Regions from separate parts of the Homo sapiens genome. Here region 1 is linked to region 2. A link is an interaction called in ENCODE POLR2A ChIA-PET data of the cell type or tissue named here. Cell type or tissue: B cell. All regions are shown on one strand. Region 1 overlaps FAM117B (family with sequence similarity 117 member B). Region 2 overlaps FAM117B (family with sequence similarity 117 member B).

Region 1 (5,000 bases), 59 kb after region 2:
AGCAGATTCTGGGGCCTTCTAGAGGGTGGAGGGTGGGAGGAGGGAGAGGATCAGGGAAAATAGCTAATGAGTACTAGGCTTAGTACCTGGGTGACGAAATAATCTGTACAACAAACCCCCATGACACGAGTTTACCTGTTTACCTATGTAACCAGTACATGTACCCTTGAACTTAAAAATTAAAAAAAAAAAATTCATTTGTTAAGGTTTTAAATTTTATAGTATTAAGTTTATTATTTTGATTTTGGTTTTTGATTTTGATACTTTATGCTATATGGTCCTATTTACATGTTGATCTTTGTGACAGGTATTTTAACAATGGACTTAAAGAGCCTGTGGATCCTAATATGAGAAATTATAAGTACAGTAGGGGTCACCTCTGGGATGTGTGACATCAGTTGGTAACCTCAAAGTGAAACTGGAGTTTAGGGTGAAATAGGGCATAGAGTGGTGGGAAGTTGACCAAATTGTAGCCCTTCCTTTTGATTCAGTGTATTTAAGGATCCTTGTCAGAATGGAGTCCTTTTGGCTATAAGGAGAAGATCCAGACCTGGGACATGACTAATTAGAATCACAGTGTCTTCATTTTTGAAAACTTTTCCTTCCCCATTTGAAACTAGACCATTTTATAATTAGTAATTGGTACGTTAATAGTGCAAAAGATATTCAAACTGCACAGTATTTTTTGGTATTTTTTATTATTTCATGTACAAAATTCAGAAGGTACAGAAGGGTATACACTAAGGGTCTTTTTCCCCAGAGACAGCCACTGGTACCAATTTTCTTTGTTACCATCTATTTTCTTCCAGATATAATTTACACACACATGCATTCTTTTTAGCAGTCCCATATAAAGGCAGTTGCTATACACACGGTACTGAGCCTTGAGGTTTTTCACTTAACAGTATATCATGGAGATTATTTCATGTCTGTATATTGTGAATTTCCTTATTCATTTTTATAGCTGCACAGTACTCTGTTATAAAGGTATACCATAATTTATTTAGCCAAACCTAAATAAATCTAACTTACTTACATTGTTTCAGTCTTACTTGTAAGAACAGTGCTACAGGGAATAATAGGCAAGTCATTTTGTACATAAAGATGTGCATTTGGTATCTGTGCAGGATAAATTGTTAAATAAGGGGTTGCTGTGTCAGTTTGCGCATTTATAACTTTGACAGCAGGTGCTGAATATCCCCCCATAAAGGCTGTATGCTCCCACTAACAATATAGGAGAGTTTATATTAGCAAATTGCTCAATCTTGTTGAAGCTTTAACTTTCATTTCCCTTCTTATCAGTGAGGTTGAGCATAGTTTCATGTGCTAGGAACTCATTTGTATTTTCTTTCCCAATACACTTTTTAAATTCTGGGTTTGGTATAACTACTTAAGGTTTAACTTTTTTTTTTTTTTTTTTTTTTTTGAGACGGAGCCTCCCTCTGTCATCCAGGCTGGAGTACGGTGGCACGATCTCGGCTCACTGCAATCTCCACCTCCCGGGTTCAAGCGATTCTCCTGCCTCAGCCTCCTGAGTAGCTGGGATTACAAGCACACGCTAATTTTTGTATTTTTAGTAGAGACAAGGTTTCACCATGCTGGTCAGGCTGTTCTCGAACTCCTGACCTCGTGGCCTGTCCGCCTTGGCCTCCCAAAGTGCTGGGATTACAGGCGTGAGCCACCGCGCCCAGCCAGGTTTAACATTTTTGAAGCTGTTCTCTGAAGATACTTATGGCAAGACTAGACATAATATAGAAGTTAATATTACAAGCTCTGGAGTCTCAGGTTTATTTCTTGGCTTTGCCGCTTGTAACACCTTAGGCAACTTACATGTGTTAAGTCAGATAAAGCATATGAAAGCACAGTGCCTAGCACATAAGAGCACAAGAATGTTAGCTATTATTAGTGTGCCTGGTGCGTGCTAATAATAACTGACATTATTAGCTATTATATGTTAGTTAACTATGGTAACTCTAGTTATTATATATAGTTAACTTTGTTCCATAAATGCTTTATTTGTAGTATAATTATAATTATGTAAAAATACTAATTTTTTATTAGCAATAAAAATGAAGTATGCCAAAATATTAATTGTAATTAATACCAGTTAAGTAACTGGTGCCAGGAGAATTTTGAGTAATTTGTGTTAATTATTTTTAATGTCTAATTTTTTTGTAATGGAAATATGTTTTATAATAGAAAAATATGGTAGACATTGTTGTGAAATGATTTTTGTTAAATACACCTCCCCTCTTTTTTCATTACAGACAGAGAGTGCATGGGCTGAAGAATACTCTGAAAAGAAGAAAGGGTCTCACAAGCGCTCAGCATCTTGGGGCAGTACAGATCAACTTAAGGAGGTCAGAAAAATGGTTCTAAGATAGTGGGTGTGGAAATATGATCCTTTTGTTGGCTATTTCCTTGATATTATGGGCAGCAAGGATTTGTCGTTTTCCATTGATTTCTTTTTTCTTTTTGGCTTCTGAAATAACAAAAACAATTATTGTGTTGATTTAATAAAGATTTCAATAGGGATATTTATATATCACTTACCTGATTATGTATGTTTGTCTTTTTTTAGGAGAATTCATACCTGTCTATTAACATCAGATTTAAAAATTGTAACAATACAACAAATTCACATTTATTCTTTTTTTTTTTTTTTTGGGGTGTGCATGTGTGTGTGTGAGACGGAGTCTCGCTCTGTTGCCCAGGCTGGAGTGCAGTGGTGCGATCTTGGCTCACTGCAGGCTCTGCCTCCCAGGCTCAAGCAATTCTCGTGCCTCAGCCTCCCAAGTACCTGGGACTGCAGGTGTATGCCATCATGGCCAGCTAATTTTTGTATTTTCAGTAGAGATGGGGTTTCATCATGTTGTCCAGGCTGGTCTCTAACTCCTGACCTCAAGCAGTCTGCCTGCCTTGGCCTCCCAAAGTGCTGGGATTACAGGCATGAGCCACCGCACCTGGCCACATTTATTATTTTTCTATATATGGTGGTGTTTCTGAAATGCAGTACTCACTATAACCATGATGGTTATGGCTCCATGCTATGATTACCATTTTCTGTGCTGCTAATTAGTGACATTTTCATTTCACACATAATGTAGAAATGCAAAAACTCGGTCAAAGAATAAATAAGATATTCATTGGAATTGCATTCGTTATTTAAAGATGATATCTGTGAATATATTTCATGACTTGAGTTGATTTTTAAATACTGTGTAATTTTTGGAACTGTTGAAAGCTAGGTGTTCAATAAATCTAAATTGAAATAAAAATTAACTTATGGTAAAGGCAATGAGAATGATTGTTATTTTTTTAATTCTTCGTGAAAACTGTAATGTAATTTATTCTAAGTGCTGAAAACTATTTGTGTAGTACTTGGGAAGCTCGAAGGCTGAGAACAATGTTGGAACATATACACATACATGCATGTGTAGATGTGTATAAAATTATGAACAAAAAATGAGACTTTGTGATATGGTTCAAAAATTCAAAGGACTTATTAAGGGTAAGTTTTACTGGTTCTTATTAAGCAAGGATGTGTTTTTGTTTCATGTAGAAAACACTCTGGTGTACTTGCTATTTTTGCTTTCTCAGATTGCAAAATTACGCCAGCAGTTGCAGAGAAGTAAACACAGCAGTCGGCATCATCGAGATAAAGAAAGACAGTCTCCATTTCATGGCAACCATGCAGCTATTAACCAGTGTCAGGTAAGAGTACCAATACCACAAAATCCAGAAAAGGAATTTGTTGTTTTTCTGGTGATTTGTTATTTCATTGGTAATTGTTTAGGACAAAAATGCTCAAAAACATATTTGAAACAGTGATTTAAATACTGAATCACAGTCTTTATAAGAAAACAGAATATTAAGTTGACAAAATGATATTTTCCTTTAGTGACCTAAGATACGACTTCTAGGAGACATAGCTACTTATCTATTTTGGTTTACCATATTTTTGGCTTTATCAGTTCAATATTTTGGAGGCAGAATGACACAGAGAATTAAGCATTGGGTATGGAACAGGCCCTGGCTGAATAACTTATCTTTTCTAAGTCTCAGTTTCCTCATGTGAAGATGGGAATAATAATACCTGTCTCGGGCGGGGAACATCACACACCAGGGCCTGTTGTGGGCTGGGGCGATGGGAGAGGGATAGCATTAGAAGAAATACCTAATGTAAATGATGAGTTAATGGGTACAGCAAACCAAAACGGCACATGGGTATGTATGTAACAAACCTGCATGTTGTGCACATGTACCCTAGAATTTAAAGTATAATTTAAAAAAATGTAAAAAAAAAAATAGCTGTCTCATAGAAGTCTTTTGATAGAGACAAACCTTTATCTGCTTTGATTTTTTAGTAGAACCCATGAACTGCTCTTGATGGCTCATCCATCCAAAGAACACTTTTTTTTACTGAATTGAAATTGGATGAGATCTCTTGGCAAGGAGAAAGCAAGTTCATTTCAGGTCTTTTCAGGATCTTTCAAGTTCCAGAATTGAAGCTTTGGGAATGAGGAAGGCTGGATTGAATTTTCCATGTTAACAGTAAGGCAGCAGGGCCTGGAAGGTAGAGGGAAACTAGAAGACTTAGTTCTGTGACTCTCAGGTTGTTTTATAATACTGGAGTTGGCAAACTGTGGCCCGGGAGCCAAGAATGTCCCACCATGTGTTTCTGTAAATAAGGTTTTATTAGAAAACAGTCACTCTCATTTTTTATGTATTGTCTATTGCTCCTTTTTGTGCCACAAAAATATACATTTGACTCTCTATATCTTCAGGTTTTGCATTTATGGATTCAACCAACCATGGATCAAACATATTTTTGGAAAAATAGAATAGAATATGTATAAATATAAATATATTTTAAAATATAATTAAAAGTACAAATAAAAATACAGTATGACAACTATTTACATAGTATTTACATTGTATTAGGTATTATAAGTAATCTGGAGATTATTTAAAATATACAGGAGGATGTTCCTAAATCA
Region 2 (5,000 bases):
TTCACAAATAATAACTAATTATCCCATGATATCCCTCTTTAAGGGTGAGTGTCATTAGCTCCTGATGATTTGAGTACATTTAATTAGATATCTTTTCTGAAGTTATATTTAACTGAAAGAATATATTGACTCCAGAGGTTTTAAGCTGTTCTTTTCACTGCCATTTGTGTATATGGTAGGAAAAATGATAAAAATATTTGAAAGAATTAGCTTGGCAACATAGTAGAATAGCCTGGAATGTCTGAGAACTGCTCAGTGATTTGTGTGGCTAATAGTGCTAGGTAGAAGGCTTAGATTAGTCTTAGAATTGGCACAAGACGAGAATGAGACAACTGAGGCATTGGCCCTGGATACATGTTTTTGGTGTCTGCCAGAAAGCTTGGTAATTGAGATAAATAATATTTAAATAAAATGCTTCAAAATAAAAATTAATTTAACACAATTCAAAGAACTAATTATGAAAATTTTAAAGATAGGGTCCAACAGGGCAAAGATTAAGAGTCATGCAAGTACATGATTGAGTCCTGTTTAAAATTTTGATAGTTCGTTATCATGCATGACTTACCTTGAGTAATTTATCTATCTAGTAAGTTATTTTGCCCTCAGAACACGTGCCTCATTTGCCTTACCGTAGTAGTTTTGGCCTCGCTTATAAGAAGTCAGTCTGAAGGAATTACGGGTTTCTCTGTGGGTCAGTGTATTAGTTTTCTATTGATATGTGATAGATTGCCCCAAATATAGCAGCTTAAAACAATATCCGTTTATTATTTCACAGTTCTGTAGGTTGAAAGTTGGGGCGGGGAGGAGGCTCCACTGTGTTTTCTGCTCAGGGTCTCAAAAGCCAATATCAAGATCAAGCTGGGTTTGGCTTTTATCTGGAGACTTTGGTGGGGAAGAAGGTGCTTCCAAACTCATTCATGGAGTTGACAGAATCCAGTTCCTTGAGGTGATAGGACTGAGATGACTGCATTGTCGTGGACTGTTAGCTTTAGGGGTCACTCTCAGCTCTGAGGCGGCTCTCATATCTTTTCCACATGACCCTCTCAATTTTCTTTTTTCTTTTTTTTTTTTTGAGACAGAGTTTCGTATGCTGCCCAGCTGGAGTGCAGTGGTGTGATCTAAGCTTACTGCAACCTCTGCCTCCTGGGCTCAAGTGATCCTCCCACCTCAGCCTCCCAAAGTGCTGGGGTTATAGTTGGCCAACCCTCTCAATTTTCAAAGCCAGCAGTGGAATATCTCTCATATAGAATCTTTTTTACTTGCTCTTCTGCAGCCAGCCAAAGAAAACTTTCTATTTTTAAAGGGCACTTGTGATTAGATTGGGCCCTCCTGGATAATCTCCCCATTAATAACTCACTACTAACTGATTAGCAACCTTAATTTCATCTACAGAATCTCTCTTGGCACATGATGTAATCGTGGATGTGATATCTCGTTGTGTTTTCAGTCCTGGGGATTAGGACAGGAAATCCTCTTTTTGTTGTTGTTGTTGAGACAGAGTCTCACTCTATCACCCAGGCTGGAGTGCAGTGGTGCAATCTCGGCTCACTGCAACTTCTGCCTCCCAGATTCAAGCAATTCTCCTGCCTCAGCCTCCTGAGTAGCTGGGACTACAGGTGCATGCCACCATGCCTGGCTAATTTTTGTATTTTTAGTAGAGACAGGGTTTCACCATGTTGACCAGGCCGGTCTCGAACTCCTGACCTCGGGTGTTCTGCCTGCCTTGGCCTCCCAAAGTGCTGGGATTACAGGCGTGAGCCATGGAAACTGGCAGGACAGGAAATCTTGGGAGACCATTTTAAAATTCTGCCTACTGTAGTCAGCTAAGAAACTAATACAAACCATTCATCCTACTCACTGGTAGTGACTTATTGATATAAATATTACAAACACAAACAAATAGCTATAAATATGTATTATGGCAACATTTGTTATGACTAAAATTTGACAGAAGAAAACATTCATTCTGCAATTTGTGTCTGCATAGTTTGCTTAAATTGGGAATGGTATTGTTACAAAGCAAACCTTTTGATGATAGAGACTTTGTTGAGAAAATCTGATATAGTCAAAAGCAGATTGGGTCTTTATTATAAACTTTACATTAAAAACAATTGAAACGGAAGTTATGTTAGCAAAATAAACATGAAAATTGAAAAAAAATAGAAACAGTTTACCTATGGTTTTCAGAAAACTAATTTAAAAAATGTTGACTCATTGAAGTTTGCATTGGAAAAATACTTTGGTAAAATGTTTATTGGTGTTACACGTTCACAAACGCACACACATATGTACCATATGTACAGTCATAATTCTAGGTGAGGATGGCAGACAGAAGGCTTGAAGAGTCAGAGAAGTTCAGCCAGCCACATTTTTTTTTAAATTGTATCTGAGCATGTACTATGTATGTTTATATTTTGACACTGCTAGCTGGGTTTTCACTGGTGGGTGGGATGTGGGGGTATGTTACAGACAACTTTCACTTTCTACTGTATTCACTTCTGGTTTTTGACTATTTTGAAATAACATGTTTCGTTTCATTTCTTTTTTTTTTTTTTTTTTGAGACAGAGTCTCGCTCTGCTGCCCAGGCCAGAGTGCAGTGGCGCGATCTTGGCTCACTGCAACCTCTGCCTCCCGGGTTCAAGTGATTCTCCTGCCTCAGCCCGCTGAGTAGCTGGGACAGCTAATTTTTTGTAGTTTTAGTAGAGATAGGGTTTCACCGTGTTAGCCAGGATGGTCTCGATCTCCTGACCTCGTGATCCACCTGCCTCGGCCTCCCAAAGTGCTGGGAGTACAGGTGTGAGCCACCACGCCCGGCCAGTATGTTTCATTTCTATAATAAAAATGCAGATCGAAAATCTGTGTTGTAGCAGTGATTTAAAATAAAGTGAAATGATTTTTAAAGAGTTTAAAAATAGAGTAAAAATGTCGTAAAAACTGGGACTTGCTCCAGGCCTCTATTTGAGTTACTTTAGTAAATTTTTCTTTTTTTTGAGATGGAGTCTTGCTTTGTCGCCCAGGCTGGAGTGCAGTGGTGCGATCTTGGCTCACTGCAACCTCCGCCTCCTGGGTTCAAGCAGTTCTCCTGCCTCACCCTTCCGAGTAGCTGAGACTACAGGCACGTGCCACCATACCTGGCTAATTATCATATTTTTAATAGAGACGGGGTTTCACCATGTTGGCTAGGCTGGTCTCGAACACCTGACCTCAAGTGATCCACCCGCCTCGGCCTCCCAAAGTGGTGGGATTATTAGCATGAGCCACCACGCCCGGCCTAAGTATTTCTTTTTGAGGCAGCTTAAAGAAAAAAAGCTTTGTGTATGTGTGTCTGTGTGTCTGTGTGTGTGTGTCTGTGTTTGTGTGTGCGTGCGCGCGCATGTGCTGTCTCTTTTTCCATAGAAATAATATTGCTCTGTTCTTGAATCCAATTATTACAATGAAGGTGATAATTATGTAGAGAGGAATAACTGTGTCAAGGTATTCCTGAATGGTACTGGTGTTATGTTTTAGACCAATCTCAAGATAAACCTTAGCCATTTGGCCCCACTAGATAGTGTAGGGATCTAAACTAAACTAGATAACCTAAGTTAAATTACCTATTTCTACTCAAGTTGAAGTAGTATGCTGGCTATATTTTTTTCTGCTAGGTTTCAGTCTTTGGAGGCCTTTGGGATATTGACAGATGAGGAGATAATTGATAAGTAGTGAAGTGGACAGCTAGCATGGCTGAACCACAGAAAAGAGTAGTGGATTGAGGTTATAGGGTGATAATAGTGAGGATAGTAGTAGAGTAGTATTAGAAGTAAAATCACTGTTCCCAGGCATGGTGGCTCATGCCTGTAATTCTAGCACTTTGGGAGGCCCAGATGGGAAGATTGCTTGAGGCCAGGAGTTTGCTTAGGCAACACAGTAAGGCTCCATCTTTAAAATATATATATATTGTAAATATATATCATATATTTTATAAAAATATATTTATATAAAAAATATTTTTATAAAATATATATTTTATAAAAATATATAAATATATAATTATATAATACATACATATTATATTATATAATATATATTTATATATTTTTATATAATATACAATATAATATATATTAATATTTATATATTTAGATACATATATAAAGATATAAAAATATTTATATATTAAATGCGGTGGCATGCACCTGTAGTCCTAGCTACTTGGGAGGCTGAGGTGGGAGGATGGCTTGAGCCCTGGAGTTAGAAGGTACAGTGAACTCTGATCTGGGCATAGTGGCGGGTGCCTGTAATCCCAGCTACTTCGGAGGCTGAGGCAGGAGAATTGCGTAAACCTGAGAAGTGGAGGTTGCAGTGAGCTGAGATCACGCCACTGCACTCCAGACTGTGTGACAGAGCGAGACTCTCTCTCAAAAAAAAAAAAAAAAAAAGAAAAAGAAGGTATAGTGAACTCTGATTGTGTCACTGTACTCTAGCCTGGGCTACAGAGTGAGATCTTGTTCCTAATAAATAAATAAATAAATAAATAAATAAATAAAATAAAAGAACATTTTCTAAAGTGTGGTATAGGATGGTAGATTTTGGGTCAAGTTTTATTTTCTGTATCAGCAAAGAAAAAGGAAAGAAAGTAATATTTGAATGCATGTCTCATGCATTAAATATATGCCTCTAAGGGCTGTGTTTATTTCCATTTCATAAATGAGAATACTCAGTCCAAGAGAACTAAGTAATTTAATGTTTCAGAGAATTTCTAAATGTGGGATTTCAACTCATGTCTGCTTCGTTTTGGGGACCATGTTTTTAAAGTCTTCTCACAGTGTTATATATAATATAATTTAGTCAACATTAAACCTATTACGAATAGGTATCCTACCAAGTTGGATAATTTGAAAGAACACCAAAATAAGGAATAATATATGCCAAAAGTTCCTCCCTTCTTGCAGAAGGGTTCAGACAGTTTCTGGTTGAAGCAGAGATTAAATACATTGATAAATCAATAGACAGAGTGATC

What was found. Peaks named below come from ENCODE experiments on the same cell type or tissue, not always from the same donor. Only the 100,000 strongest peaks of a DNase experiment are listed, where the experiment ranks them.
Region 1: POLR2A ChIA-PET joins it to region 2 with 5 read pairs; 6 of 35 experiments call an interaction of 5 or more read pairs at or near these places.

Annotation. Positions count from the first base shown.
Region 1 is chr2:202,722,650-202,727,649 of GRCh38, forward strand. It overlaps FAM117B (family with sequence similarity 117 member B), which reads left to right. Exons shown (of 8, transcript NM_173511.4): 3 at 2,268-2,360; 4 at 3,601-3,714. Among named protein-coding and RNA genes, the nearest start is that of FAM117B, 90 kb to the left of the region's middle. In B cell, no CTCF peak of the experiment used is centred here; no DNase peak of the experiment used is centred here.
Region 2 is chr2:202,664,128-202,669,127 of GRCh38, forward strand. All of the region lies in intron 1 of FAM117B (family with sequence similarity 117 member B), which reads left to right. Among named protein-coding and RNA genes, the nearest start is that of FAM117B, 32 kb to the left of the region's middle. RefSeq lists an enhancer at 2,302-2,381. In B cell, no CTCF peak of the experiment used is centred here; a DNase peak (open chromatin) is centred at 2,464; H3K4me3 peaks cover 2,066 bases; H3K27ac peaks cover 4,068 bases.